Linked DNA regions of Homo sapiens: region 2 is linked to region 1. The links are chromatin loops, found by intact Hi-C in ENCODE. Cell type or tissue: PC-3. All regions are shown on one strand.

What was found. A loop is a pair of places that touch in the nucleus more often than their neighbours do. Peaks named below come from ENCODE experiments on the same cell type or tissue, not always from the same donor. Only the 100,000 strongest peaks of a DNase experiment are listed, where the experiment ranks them.
Region 2: a loop joins it to region 1, with 6 times the contacts of the local background. A loop is called at or near these places in 2 of 110 quality-filtered maps.

What each region holds. Positions count from the first base shown.
Region 1 is chr4:176,879,544-176,887,543 of GRCh38, forward strand. LINC02509 (long intergenic non-protein coding RNA 2509) reads left to right here. Exons shown (of 2, transcript NR_149104.1): 2 at 524-1,057. Among named protein-coding and RNA genes, the nearest start is that of LINC02509, 7.8 kb to the left of the region's middle. In PC-3, no CTCF peak of the experiment used is centred here; DNase peaks (open chromatin) are centred at 4,318 and 4,678; H3K4me3 peaks cover 1,695 bases; H3K27ac peaks cover 4,692 bases.
Region 2 is chr4:176,985,222-176,993,221 of GRCh38, forward strand. No RefSeq gene overlaps it. Among named protein-coding and RNA genes, the nearest start is that of LINC02509, 110 kb to the left of the region's middle. In PC-3, no CTCF peak of the experiment used is centred here; a DNase peak (open chromatin) is centred at 3,210; H3K27ac peaks cover 2,530 bases.

The DNA of each region.
Region 1 (8,000 bases):
GAAATGGCAAAAAACTGCTGAGTCACTGTTGAGAAACAGAGCGTTGTTCTACAAGATACACAGACTAATATTTAAACTACAGTATTTAGCATATGTTGTGTTGGTGCAGGGATAAATAAAACAATGGATAAGAACAGAGAATTCTGTTTAATTCAATTCCCAATTGAATAACCAATAGAAATGCATCCATATGTGCACCCAAAGATATGCACAAGAAAGTTTCTGATATAATTTTTTTTTAATCCTAAGATTTATTGGTCCTTACTTAGGGAAATATCTGTTGATGCCTATTAGCATTAGCTTATTAATCCCACACAGCATCTTTCCAAGGTAAATACTATTAACTATCCCATTTTATTAGGTTGGTGCAAAAGTTATTGCGGTTTCTGTCATTAATGGCAAAAACTGCAATAACTTTTGCACCAACCTAAACTTAAGAAGGAACTGATGTTTAAAACAGATCCACAGCCCAACAACGCACAAACAGTGTGGTGGAATCTAACTCAGCAATCTCTGATTCCAGAATTCAACTATCAACTTGCTGGTCCTCTACTTCCCGAAACTCTCCAGCCTACATTTCTTCCTCTTCTTCGGTTTCTAAACTCAAACTGACTTTGGAATGAAAGGGAGCAGCTGCTGAGGTAGGAAGGTCGGAGGTGGCCCTCCAAAAGCCTCTTTTCTGGAAGCTCCGCTGCCAAGGGCTCGACTGGAGTCCCAGGACATATTCAGAGGCCGCCAGACCCCTGCATGGAGGCCCCTCCCTTGCAGCTCCTGGTTACCATGATTGAATGATGTCCTGCAGCTCCGAGCCTCAGCCACCTATGTTGTCAAGGTTTCCTCTGTGAAAGCATCCAAAAACTCTGCCAGCACCTTCTTCTTTCCTTTTTTGTTTTCCTACCAGGGCCAGGCCAGGCTCTGCTGGCCATTTCCGATTAAGCTCCTCAGAAGGCATAGAGCCACTCACACTCAGAATTATTTAAAATAACACTAGACTGCAAATGCCCTAAATATCCATCAGAAATAAATGGATGCATAACATTGGGTGAAAGAAGCCATACACAAAGGTGTATACTATATGATTCAAGTCAAGAAATTCTTCTGTTTTTTTAACAAACACAACTAAGGAGCCGTAATTGTCATTACCTTTGGGAAAGCAAGAAGATGTGGGGGCTTGGAGGAGTCACAAGGGAGGCTTCCAGTGGTAGTCACATGGGTCCCTCCTTTTCACTAATTCATCAAATAGTGCCTTTGTGTTTTTTCTAAATGTGCAAGCCATTGCATTAGTTTCCTAGGGCATCTGTGACAAAGTACCACCAACTGAGTGGCTTAAAACAACACCAATTTATTCTCTCAGTGTTGGAGGCTGGAGTCCAAAATCAAGCAGCCAGCAGCCATGCTTCCTCTGAAACCCTTCCATGCTTCTCCTTAACTTCTGTTGGTGACCATTGTTCCTTGACGTCCCTCGGCTTGCAACTGTGTCACTCCAATCTATGCCTCTGTTGTCACATGGTTTTTTTCTTTATATTTCTGTCTTCGCATCTTTTTTTTTTTAATAAGGACAACAGTCATATTGGACTAAGGGCCCTCCCTACACTAATATGATGTCATCTTAATGACCCTATTTCCAAATAAGCTCACATTCTGAGATATTTGGGATTATGACTTCAACATATCTGTTTTGGGGACACAATTCAACCCATAGCACTCCTCAACAAAAAAGTAGGAAAAAAAAAAGCTTTAGTCTAACCTCCTGGCTGTCAATCTTGCAATATATACTTTCAGCTTTCTCTCTCTCTCTTTCTATCTCCCTCTCTCTCTTCGTATCTATTCATAGATCATACTATACTCAATGCTTTGATGATGATTTTTTAAATTTAACAATACATTGTAAGAGTTTTTCAAAATTATTACACATTTTTGTATTATATTAATGCTGTGTAATATTCCATTTTAGGGACACCATACTTTTTAAAGTAGGTCTCTGTTGCAGTACACTGGGATATTTTCTGATCTTTTTAATAATATGAACAGTTCTGAGTAGAACTTCTTAGTAGCTCAGTCACTGGATATATCCATAACAATTATTTGAAATCAGTTCCTACCTATAGACATCTATGGAGCTACTGCAGAATTACATGTCTTGATAACCAATAACAAACAGAAGTTTGGTACGCTCATTCCAGTTTTTATTGCCATCTGTGGTGTGTGAGAATCCCTATTCCTCTCCCTGTTCCTCTCACCCACTTTGGCACCAGTGTTATTATTCCTTTTTAATTTTACCAATTTTTTTTTACAAGGAAAATGTCATCTCACTATTTTAATGTGCACAGTGCTTACTTTTCAAAACTTTCTTACACATATGTATGCAACTCTCTAGTTTACAAAGGTTCATTCTTCTGCTCTGTAAACTGTTTCCTGTGCTTAATTTGGAAAGTGTGAAAGGCCAAATTTTTGTCATTAGAGCTACCATTTGAAATAGTTTCTGAGCTTTTAAATTTTATCAACCAATAAACTATAAAGATAAAAATAGAACTGACACAAGATTGTCAAATAAGACATCATTATTTTGCCAAATAAAGATGTAAAATGCAAACCAATAAAAACTTTTTCAAACCATCTTTTTTTAAAGAAGAGGATTTTTTAATACAAGAAATAGAATAGCATAATCTCAAATTTAAAAATTGTTTATTACATTGAACAAATATAGTTTTAAGAAAACTTGCTATAATTGTTTCTATTTTTCACATACATTGACAGACAATGGAAATTTCACTGGGAATAGCAATGTTTCTTGGATCGGCCATGATTACCTCAGTGCAATTATACTGCTATTCAGCCGACCACATCCTCATAAAGCCAGGTCACTTGAAACAATGTCTGTCTGGGTGAGTTTTGGAGGCAATTGGCAGTTTCCTTTAGGTACTGTCAGTACAATACATTGATATATTTAGACTGGGATGTTGTAGACATAGCTATGTGTGATTATGCCTATTTATTCTTGATATTATCTTTAGGGCTTCTGAATTACTAAGAAAAATCTAGATGTCATTAGGCTCCTGAATTTAGATCTCTGAATAGCAACCAAAGAAACTAATTTAGACAGCATAGTCTCAGCTTGGAGAAAATTCTACTCTTAAAGCCACATTTGTTGATTCCCTTGGAAAACATTCTTTTTTTTTTTTTTCTCGAGATGGAGTTTCACTCTTGTTGCCCAGGCTGGAGTGCAATGGTGCAACCTCGACTCAGTGCAACTTCCGCCTCTCAGGTTCAAGCGATTCTCCTGCCTCAGCCTCCCCAGTAGCTGGGATTGCAGGCTCCCGCCACCACACCTTGCTAATTTTTTGTATTTTTAGTAGAGACAGTTTTTCACCATGTTGGCAAGGCTGGTCTCGAACTTCTGACCTCAGGTGATCCACCCACCTCGGCCTCCCAAAGTGCTGAGATTACAGGAGTGAGCCACCGTGCCCAGCCGGAAAAACATTCCTTAAAAGTGTTTTACTTCCCAAAGCTTGTTCCAAAGGCTGGGCAGATTCTACACTGCAGGTATCCCAGAAGCTGAAGAAGGAACTGCCCAATAGGACTTATTTGCACTCTTCCTTAAAATGTCGCGGTGTGGAGTTGTGTTAACACTTCACGTGTCCTATTGCTTTCCCTAGATTTGTCCAGCTTCTGCCACTTACTAAGAGAGAGTATGTGTTTCCGAGGCGAATTGCCTGTTGCTAGCTGAGATTAGCAAAGCTTCGATAGCCAAGAGTAAACATTAGTTCTGGCTACTGCTTTTTATCCTTACTTTTTATCTGGTCTAATGTCAACACAAATTCTCCTATTACTGTCTTTCAAAATGACTTGGGAATATTGCGGTTCATGCCAAAATCAACATGAAAATAAGGTAGAGCATATTCTGTTTGGGCTGAGAGAGCAATAATATATTGTTGTTTTTCTTCTGTCTGCACATAGCCCTACATTTAGGCACTTTAGCATGTCCAGCCAAATTTTGCTTCCTAACATAGGTTTCATGTTCCTGTAGATGTTTTGTGGGATGCTCCTTCGGTATTAAAATGTGTATTTCAAGAGGCAGCCGTAGATTCTATTAAGCGTGTATGTAAACGGAGAACAAATTTTTCCCGATCTTTATCCTTTCTTTAATGTAGATAAATTCATTATGAGTTGTGCCCTGTGTGGGCTCAGTGGCAGGAACTTGCGAGATGCACACATTCCCAGGAAATGAGTTTATTTGCTCAGTAATATTATATAAATATATTGTTACCCCCATTTAAAAAGTCACCCTAAACACCCATAATGAAGGAAGTGCATAAGCTCTGACTCTTTAGGTCAATGTTTTCTGTGCTAAGCCATTAAAAGAGCATTTAGGAAAGGCTTAACCTTACTGAAATCATGTACATTTATGACACTAGAACGCTAAGTCTGTTAACAAGTCAGTCATGCACTTGGAATAACTGTTCTTCCAGGTTGAGTGTCTCTCTCCTCAAAACCACAATACCACAATTGCTATAAATGGATTTATAATGTTTAGCAAAAACTAAAATGTGTCTACATTTGAAGAATGGAATGGAGGTTTTAAAAAAGAATTTCGTGATTCAGAGACAGTTAACAGTCTTCTGACCTGGAAGAGGCCAAGATAGCAATTTCACCAGCAGAACCTTGAGTAAATAGAACAGCAGTTATTGTTATTTCCACTCAGGGGGAAATTACTTCCCTTGAATTGTCGTCAAGAGGAGTGGTTCTGATGATGTTCAGACCTGCTTCTGTGTCTTGGGACCAGGCCAGGACATCGCAGGAAGGGCCAGCCACTGCAGCATCACCCTCTGCGGTGCTCAGAGCTACCTCTCTGATGTTGTGGAGACAGAGCTCCTTGTAAGCCTTAACCATACCATGGTACTCAAGCCAATATGCCCACCATTTGCAAGTGCAGCATGATGTTTAGGATATAATGGGGATTTGAAGTAGGAGGCTTAGTTTTTTTTAGCTGTGTGTTAGTTATTTAGACTTGGTTAGTCATGTGATATGGAAATCAATCTGACATTCCCTACAACCTAGGGTCTATACATAGTATCTGAATAAACAAATTTGCTCTCCAATTCCCATTTCGTAGTCATTCTTTAAACACATCTTAACTAGAAGCAGAAACTATTGTTTCATGAAAATGGCTATACACTTATATATACTTTAATACACTTATGTATACTTTAGCTAAAATGAAATTTGTAATTGTGTCTGCTCTAGTGTATAATACATGCTCTCATATATAAAATAATAATTATGATGGCTTTTTGTAATCATTATTATTTAATTACAATATGTTAACAATAACAATAATAATACTCTTATATTTCACAGACTACTTCAGGTACAGATTATAATAAGATAACTCAAATCTCTACCTTTAATAGGAATTTATAATTTTGGGCTATGTGTTCCAGATGCCAAAGTCTCCTTTAAACTATCATAATTTATGAGAATTTATAATATTTAAAACAAATGAAAACTGTTTTATAATGAAATAATTTAATTAATTTGTGTGTGAAGTCAATGAATTTCTAAGACTGAATGTCCGGTTTGCCCACTCTGAATACTCTTGCATGACTGGTAGCAAAATTGGTCCTCACACATCAAACATAAGCTTTCTTCTGATGCTAGAAAGGCTGCTCTCTAGGAAAGCAAGAGTGAGATTCAATAAAATCCTGGTCTAGGTTTGAGTATGGGCTACGCTACACTGTCATGTGTGAGCTGGAGAAGTCTTTTGGCTTCTCCATACTTTGGCTTCTTAAATTGATTCATTTATTTGGCAATGATAATAATGTTCTAATGGGGCTGTTGGAAGACTAAGTAAGATAGTGAATGGAGAGTCCTACTCAATATCTGACTCATAGGTTCTCAGTCAAAGCTTTTATCATTATTATGTGATGCCACAATGTTTAGGCATTGTCTCAAGATAAAACTCAGGGAGAATTGAGTACAACAAGACAAGATCGAGTTGTACTCATTTTCCATTTTTCAAAAATGGTTTTTGTACTTTCTAGATTATAGAATCTGTGCTGAAAACTTGGATATAAAAAAATTGGATATTAAAATAATGGAGATTGATATTAAACAGGTAATCAGATAAAAATCACAAATGCTATTTAAAAGGGAGATTTATTTCCTTACATTTTATATTAAATTGTTTAGATTTGTACCTCTTTCATTTAGTTTACACCAATAAACATTCAAGATCTACCCCAGGTTAACTGTCAAAAGCCCTTATTATAAGCCCATTACTACTATAGAAGCCCACAGAGATAATGGGTTCCAGGACACTAACATTTTGGAGTTACTTAAGCAAAGACGCTGTCAATGACAGGAGCCTCCTATATCAAATCTACTCACTTGAGATTTAAGATGTTTCAATTTTGTAAGACCAATAGTTTCTATTTCTTGCTTTCTGATCCCACTAATTGTAATTCTCATTTGTGAAGTCTACCTAATAAAGACTTTTAGAAAGTTTAACTCCCATGTGCTTCAGGACCTTTGTGTGCAAGAGGGTATTAAGATTTCTGCTTTCATATCTGAGTAGTATTCATGATGAAAGATGCCCTAATGAAAACAAATTATTTCATTTAGTTCAATTCCCTGAAGTAAGAAATTTTTGGATCCTTGTTCTAAGAGAAAGTATAATTTTCTGCAATTTGTGAAAAAAGATTAGTTTTACTATGATTACCCCAAATTCTTGTTCTGTGTAGACAGATCCCTTATCTGATTAATGATGAATGGAATAGGATCCAGTCAGTCCCCTGGCTTTTCTCTTTTTACATGTAAAACAAACCAGAACATCTTTCATATTCGCTTTGACTGACAGACTCAGAGAATAGAGCTAAACTGCAAAAACAACCGGGGTGCAACCAAAAAGAGCTGTCGGGTGAGGAAATGTCTCAACTCTGTGAATGGCCTTTAAAATCCTGCATTTGCTAAGTGATTCCTCAGTTTTATTAAGAAAACATTAATTATCCTACATGAATTAATTTTTACTATTTCAAAGAAAACACTTAGCTTGTTTGTTGGTTGAGTATGGTTTTTCTTCATATTATATTTGTTTTATTAAAAATTACTTGTAATACAAAATTTGTATTTTAAAATAAATCAATGAGTTTATACAAATTTTGAAATTATTTGGGCTTATGCTACCAACTACTTATTTATATTTACTCCATTAACTATGGAGTTTATAAATTTATAAATAAATTCCATAAAAAGCCAATATGTGCAGAGAGGGTTTTTTAAGTTAGGAAAATTTAAGGTACAGTGAGGCTCCCCGTAAAATCATCATGTTGGAAAGTTTCACCACAGTAACTGTTGGCTCTCCTTGTACCCAGTTCATCCTGGATATCTGTACCTGCTCCTACCAAGACAATTTTCAGCAAAGGATTCTACCCTATGTCTTAGTGAGAATATGTTTGTCAACATTGCCATTTATCCTGTGTGAAAGAATAAGCAGATTATTTTATATTTCTGTGCCACATACATTTTCTTTCTTTCTTTTCTTTCTTTTTCTCTTTCTTCCTTCCTTCTTTCTTTCTTCTTTCCCTCCCTCCCTCCCTTTCTTTCTCTCTCTCTTTCTGCATTTGCTAAGTGATTCCTCAGTTTTATTAAGAAAACATTAATTATCCCACATGAATTAATTTTTATTAATTTTCTTTCTTTCTTCTTTCTTTTCCTTTCCTTTCCCTTTCTTTCTTCCTTTCCTCTTTCTTTCCCCTTCCTCCCTCCCTCCTTTCCTTCCTTTCTTTCTCTTTCTTTCTCCTTCCTTCCTTTCTTTCTGTCTTTCTCTCTCTCTCTCTTTCTTTCTTTTCTTTCTTCTTTCTTTCTCTATTTCCAAAGAAATTAACCTTAAAGAAATGGTTTAAAGAATGAGTTCTGACTCATAGAACTCAGTGGGACAGATTTGATTTTCTTACTCCAAGCCTCATAAGTTTATCCTCTTTTCCACTCTTGGATGCAATATA
Region 2 (8,000 bases), 110 kb after region 1:
TGTACAAAGAAGAACTGGTACCAGTCCTACTGAAACTATTTTAAAAAATCACAGAGGAACTCCTCCCTAACTCATTCTCTGAAGCCAACGTAACCCTGATACCAAAATCTTGCAAAGGCACAACAAAAAAAAGAAAACAACAGGCCAACATCCCTGAGGAACTGGATGCAAAAATCCTCAACAAAATATTAGCAAACTGAATTCAGCGGCACATCAAAAAGTTAATTCGCCATGATCAAGTAGGCTTCATTCCTGGGATGCAAGATTGTTTCAACATATGCAAATCAATAAATGTGATTCACCACCTAAACAGAATTCAAAACAAAAAACATACGATCACCTCACTAGACACAAAAAAAATCTTTTCATAAAACCCAACATCTCTTCATGATAAAAACCTTCAACAAACTAGGCATCAAAGGAACATGTCTCAAAATAGTGAGACCCATGTATCACAGACTTACAGCCAACATCACAGTGAATGGGAAAAAGCTGGAAGCATTCTCCTTAAGAACAGGAATGGCACAAGGATGCCCACTCTCACTGCTCCTATTCCACAAAGTACTGTAAGTCTAAGGCAGAACAATCAGTCAAGAGAAAGAAATAAAAAGCATCCAAACAGGAAAATAAGAAGTCAAATTATCTGTCTGTTAAAAATATGACTCTAAGATATGTTTTTGCATATAGATTTTGTCTAATTGTTTTGAGAATAGGTAGTTTGTGGCTGAGTTTCTTGAAGATGAGCAAATCGGGAAATGAAAAAAAAAATGGAGAAATAAAAAGTTCTCCCAAAAAATTGAAAATAAAGGAAAATGGCAATTATTTGAGAAACTCTAAAAGTCAATTCATGATGAGTGAATTATAAAATAAATAGAAATGGATACTTTTTTTGAGGCACAGATGGGCTCACAGCTCCTTTGGGTATAATGCAACTGATATCACCTGAGGAGAATATGATTCTTATCCTTTTTCGTCTATTTGGTGGAATATATTGGTAGACTAATCATCCTAGTTAAACAACAAAATTTTCTGTTTTAAGTATGAAATATATCTTCTTAGTTTATCCATATGTTGGCAAGAAAGTAAAAAATACTAAGGTTACAGCTTAGGTAACAGTGGGTACATGGTAAGTCTGTGAAATGAATTTTTTTCTAAACCAAGTGAATCTAAACACTAGTTTTCATATACTTTGCAAAGTTTTATGCGTAGAAGTCATAACAGTCTTCCTACCCTACTAATTACTGGATTCCAAAAAAGCCATAATCTGAGAATAAGGGGGAACTAGAAATAACCCCAATTAACCACAAAGAACTTCAAGGAAAAGGCCTGCAATGTCATAGTTTTCCTGTTGGGAAGGGAAAATATATCCCCTTGAAAACATGTAAAAATACGCCTATCTTCACAGATGCCAGGCTGAAGTCACACTATCTGAGACACACACACAAACTAAAACTGTAAATTTTACTTACTGTTTCTGGACTGTCCTAGCAGAAGCAAACTAAATCTGTTCTGGAGAAAAAACACTCCAGACCTCAAAGTTTTCAACATGTAAAATGTCAAGGCAAAGTGAGCACCTCATAGGAAAATAAAATCACAGAAACATATAAAGAAACAAAGCACCATAAGCAACACTGGAAGAAATAACAAACAGCAAAACCTGGCCTGCAAAGTCCTCATTAATGGGAATTATAAACATTTTATAAAAGTAGAAAAAAAAGTTTAAATAATCATAAGGCACAAGAAGATTGGGAGAAGAATCAAAAGAAATCCTAAAATTAAAAAAAAAAAACTTGAAGTTTAGAATTTTATTAATCCAAACTAAAAACTGGAGAAAATATCCAAAATTCATTTCAAAGTAATAAAAGAAATGGAAAGTGTGATACAAATCTTAAAGCTATGGGAGAGTTAAGTCTTAATATTTTGGATGGGGAGGAGAGAGAGACTAGGACAGAGGTATTAGCTAAAGGTATAATGGCTGAGAACTTTCAAGAACTTGAAAGACACCAAATGCAGATTCAAAAAGACTTGATTTTTAAATAAAAATAAAAAATGAATCCAACAACATGTGATAGTCAGATTACAATCTATCAAAGACAAAGGCCAGACATTTAGAGCAGCCAAAGAGAAATTCTGACAAAGGAGCCATAATTAGAATGACAGCTGACATCCTTATGAAAATAATGAAAACTTATACATGGTATAATATCTTCAATATGCTGAACGGAGATACTTGTCAACCTAGAATAGTACAGCCAACAAAAATAATCTTTCTCAAAAATGAAGGAAATATATAGACCACTTCATACAACCAAAACCTAAGGTTGTCACCAGCAAATCTACAGTAAGGTATTTAGGTGGAAAAAATGCTTTTAGATAGATGGGCTGAGATGTTAGATGCTAAAGCTTGAAATTTGCAAATATGTGGGGAAAATGTAAGAAAACATTCATAGGCAGAAACTCTACAGAGTGATTAGGGGATTGGACTCTGAAGCCAACAACCTGAATTGAAAATATGACTATCATTTAGTTGGTATGACCATGGGCAAATTAATAAACCTCAATATGCCTTTGTTTTCTCATTTGTACAGTGGTGATAATAAAGTCACCTCTCTCATGGGTAATCATAAGAATGATATGAAACAGTAAAGTACTTAGTAAAGTACTGGGAATATAGTGTGTATGTTATGACAATTATTACTACATAAATAGTAAAATAATAATGATAATGTAATAAATAATAATGTATAAAATAATGACAATGTTATATGGGATTTAAAATATCTAAAATTACATAAAAAGTAAGAAGGGTGAACATAATCACATTGTTTGGGGAAAATATGAAGATATTAATTAATTTTAGATTTTGATAAGTTTGCATATTAAAATTTCTAGAGAAATTGCCAAAAGAATAGGCAGTGAATAACTTCCAAAGAGTAAAGAAAAAAATGGCTTGAAAATCAATTCAAGAGCTGATTTGTGGGTGGGTTCAGTAGATGACATGCATTGTCAGGAGATTGGAAGGTGAGAATAAGAGAGAAATCAGTGTATTTTTCCCTTCCCTTTCCTCCTTGGATCATATCTCAGGAAGTGATTGCTCCTCCATGGCTCTAGCTCCCACTGGATAGACTCACTATAGTTGCACTCATGGCTGGCTGACTCATCAGGTTCTATAATCTGGCCTTTTCCTTTTGTCTGTCTCTAGCCTAGGGAAGGTTATAACTTCCTACTATTGCTAACATTGCCTGCTGGTTAGTCAGTCTTTCCACTAGCTGTGTAATCATGGATTAAATTACGTCTGTTCAAACACTGAGTGGTTTTTGTTGCCCTTGTTGGTCCCTCCCTAATACTATGATGATGGATTTATCCATCAAAATATCAAAGCACAAGATAGTAAATATTTAAATAATTTTTTAATTACCCTTGTTCTGATTCCCTGCTTACTGAGTAACTTTCTAGTCATGAGATATTTTCCAGATGGTTTTTTTTTGAGGGAGAAAGTGTATTAATTATTCCTAAGCAAGTTCCTTCCTTCCTTCCCTCCTTCCTTCCCTCCTTCCCTCCCTCCTTCCTTCCCTCCTTCCCTCCCTCCTTCCTTCCTTCCTTCTTTCCTCCCTCTTTCTTTCTCTCTTCATCTTCCTTTCTTTCTTTTACTTTCCTAATTATATTCCTGTGTACCTGTAAGCTTTGAAAATGGAACTGTGCTCTAGAAAGGCAAATCTACCTTGAGTATTGATATTTATGTGTCTGATTTTACAATGTTAAAGACCAGACCCAAGAGAGGGATGAATTCCCTAAATTAGGTATATTAACTGATAGCCACTTGGTATTTCCCATAAACAGCTTCCAATATTATTTATTTATACTTCTTTATGTAGACAGTATTTTTTTTATTTTAAAGAGTGCTACTTTCTACACAGATTCTGAGAAAGAAAAGTACATTGATTTTGCTGGTAGAAAATTCAAAGAACACTCATTTTCTGGTATCAATGGAAGTGTGGCTCTTGGAGATAATAAAACCTCTATGTATAGCCTTTTGCAGAAAAAAACTCTAAAAGTCTTAAGCAGCAGGTCTTTTAATACTTTAGAAATATCAATTCTTTACAAAAAGCCCTTATTTTCTCATTAGGCAACCTTAAGATGTCCAACCCAGCTGTTTTATTTGTCTAAACAAATGGGAAATGCAATTTCATAATGATAACTTAACTCTGTTCAGAAATTGGCAACTCCTCCTTTGTTTCAAAGTTTGTCTGACCATGCTTTCTTTCGCTCAGTAATTCTCAATATGTGCTTAATATATCCTCAGTGTGTGGCTCAATATATTCTCAATCCACAGTTGCTCACTGCAATGGCAGTCAGATAGGGCCTGAGGGGAAGCACTACAGTAGGGGACATTGAAGGGAAAATCTTCGTGAGAATCTTAAATGTTCCTGCCTCCATCGCCAGTCATTCTTAACATAAGATATATGATGTGAGCAATTATTTCTAGTAAAATATTAAATTTAAAATGTTTTCCTTTCAGTTTAAAAATGCAGATTTTTAGGCACTTTGTGGGAGGATATTTCCTTTAAAAAACAAGAATAAGACATTAGAGAACTTCATGGCAGATAAAAACATTCAAACTTACATTCTGATGGTAAAGAGCTGAATGGAGTAGAGGAATGGAATATTAAAGCAGAAAACTTAAAAGACAATTTATGTAAAATACAGGAATTATTTGAAAAGGAAGAATTTTATGCAATAATCTAATAATTACTTAAATTATTGGATAAATTGTGTAAGGAGGAGAGCCACTGATTTAGGAAACAGAATAGCTCACTTTCTCATCTGCATTTTTTCCTATCACAGATTTCAATCAGGATTGGTCTAAATTTTGAATGAGGAAATAAGTGTTAAGAGAGAAAAGGGAAAAACTATAGATGATTCTCAACTTATGATAGGATTACATCCTGATAAGCTCCTTATACTATAACTTGAAAATGCATTTAAAGCAGACAACACAGCAGATGGTCCCTGACTTAACAATGATTCAATTTATTATTTTTTTGACTTTAGGATAGTGTGAAAGCAATAATACATTTAGTAGAAATCGTAACCCCATTGTAAGTTGTAAGGAGCTCCTCAACTTATAATAGGGTTATATCCCAATACCACCCGTAAGTTAAAAAGTAGTAAGTTAAACTATCATAAATCAGGAACTGCCTGTGCACCAATATAAACTCATGGAGGATCAAAGTGGTAGAGTTGCAAGAAACATCACAGACTTGTTTATTTCCTTAAACTCTTCTGCATATAATAGACTAAATCTAGGGAGAGAAAGTGACTAGCTCAACTGGCTGGTGCCAGAGTCTAGTTCAGACCTTGTGGTCTTCTTGCTATTCAAAATGGGGTGCAGAGACCAGCAGCATCCAGTATCACCTGGAAACTTGTTGCAAATACAGAAGCTCAGCATCCAATCTGAAACTCTACTGAACTTGAATCTGCATTTTAGCAAGATCCCAAGGTGTCTCTATAAACTTTAAAATCTGAAAAGTGTTGCTCTAAAGGATTCACATTGTTTTTTAGTTGTTTTCCACAGCTGTCTTGTTGCCTGAGAATATAATGTCCCCATGGGCAGGAATTTGTTCTCTGTTTATTTGTGTCTTCCTTAGCAAGAAGTTACAACAGGAGTAGGACAACATCTTTTATTTTTGTTGTTTATTTTCACAGTGTATAAAGGAATACTTATTTTCAGTGTATAATATAAAACTAAGAACCTCAACAAATATTGGTTTATTTGAGAGCAAGATTATTTTCTTAACTTGTTAACCAAAACAATCAACATATACTACATCCCTGGAGAGCAAAGCCCTTTGAAAGAAATAGAGCCACCAATAGACTTAGTTAGTTGTGTACATTCTATAAAATCATGACAAATTGTATGGCTAGAAAAACCATCTTGAGAAAGTCACCTCAAATAGCTTATGAAAACAGGCAAGACAAATAAATCATTTAAAAACAAACTTCATGAGCCTGGTACAGAACATGCACTCATTAAATACCTGTTGAGTGGATACAATTATTGAACATGATTTTACTGAAAATGTGCCTCTGTAACATTAAATACAAGCTAATATTTTGGGAAAATTAACTTAATGATGGGATGTTTCTATACATCTTGGTTTCTGCCCATGCTGTGTCTGTCTTTTCTGACAAACCAAAGGATTTTCATTTTCTGAGAAAGCAAAGCTTATGTAATGAATTTCCTCTCTTTACAGTGTCATGTCTGTAGATTACTGGGTTTGTAAGTGGTGCAGATGGTCCACTGCACCAAACACCAACAAGAAAATGTTTGTAAGATGATGCTTATAAAGGTAAAGATTTAGTTGAGAAATATGCTAACTTCAGGAACCAAGAGTATGGCAGTTTGCTATAGCAGCCCAAATGGACTAAGACAGAAATTGGTACTGAGAAACAGGGGCACTGCTGTAACAAATACCTAACAATGTGGTAGTGGTGGTGGAACTGGGTAAAATGGGTGGAGGCGAGAAGAGGTTTAAGGTGTATGCTAGAAAATGGCTACATTGATGTGAATGGACTGTAAAGGACAATTCTGGTCAGGGCTCAGAAGAAGAAGAGGAGAGAGGTAGAAAAAGTCCCTATCTTCTTAGAAAATACCCAAGTGTTCATGAGCAGAATGCTGGTAGAAATAGGGACAGTAAAGGCAATTCTGAAATGTCTCAGATCAAAATGAGAAACAAGTTATTGAAACTGGAGAAAAGGCCATCCTTGTTACAAAGTAGCAAGGAATTGGGCTGAATTGTGTTTGTATTCTAGTGTCTGGGTGGGGTAGAACTTTTGAGCAATCAAATTGGATATTTGAGAAAATTTCTAAGCAAAGTATTGATGGTATGGCCTGTTGAAAGCTTACATTACAATGCAAAAAGAGTAAAATTATTTAGAGACTTGGAAACTGTTAATCAAAAGAGAAAGAGATCTTAAAAATTTAGAAAATTCTGTGACTATCTATATTGGAAAAAATCAGAAAGCCTGTTGATGAGAGAACAAGGGCGTGACCAGCTAATCTTCTGATAGGGAGATTAGTATGGATCAGCCAACTCACTGGAAGCCAGGTGCTATTCATCAAGACAATGGTCAGCCATCTAAACAGAAGCCAGGACCTACTGTGCAAGAAATGGAAAATAGCCCCAAAGGCATTTTGGAGATCATTTGGGGCTACCCTTCCCATCACAAATGCATAATACAAGGGCGTGGAGGACAGAATGGGGGCACCACTGCCCAGTACAACCTCACATTACTGGCTCTGCTCCCCAAATTCTGTTGCCACACTCCTTGGCTGCCCAAGTGTGACTCTGGTAGGCCCCAGTGAAAAGTGCATTGTGCCCAGGAAAGCTATGAGGGTATGACTGCCTTCACCTACATTTTAAAGGATGCCCTGGAGAGCCTAGGGTCCCAGGCAGAGAACTGCCATGGGAGTGGGGTCACCCTCAGACTCCACTAGGCCCCAAAGGCATGCCAACACTTGCTTTTCGAAGGATGACTAGTTTTCTCCGGAGAAGAGCATGGCCTTGCTTCAGAATCCTAGGAATTTGTGATGTGACTCTTTTATTGTAGTTGGCTAGAGACTTGCATGGCACCTTCATCTACTGCCAGTACCTCCAACACCATGTACCATTGATGGCATTTGGGAAAATGGGACAGCAATGATGCTTGTACCCGGTTGGAACCTACTAAGGTCCTGTGTTGCCCTAGGACCCACTCAAGACTAATAGCCTTTTAAATTATCCAGTAAATGATTATGCAAGTATTATGCACAACAACAGTTGTGTTGTGTGCTGTCTCCAAAATGTTAAGATGTTTTTCAAACACTACAGTTCTTTTCACTGTTGAGATTCAAGATTAAATAACTTCTTTAATTTGTGTGGCCCTGTTAGCATGCCCAGACCAGTGGGACTTAAAAAACTTTACTATTGTGGCATGTCTATAAATTTTTGTAGAGTTTA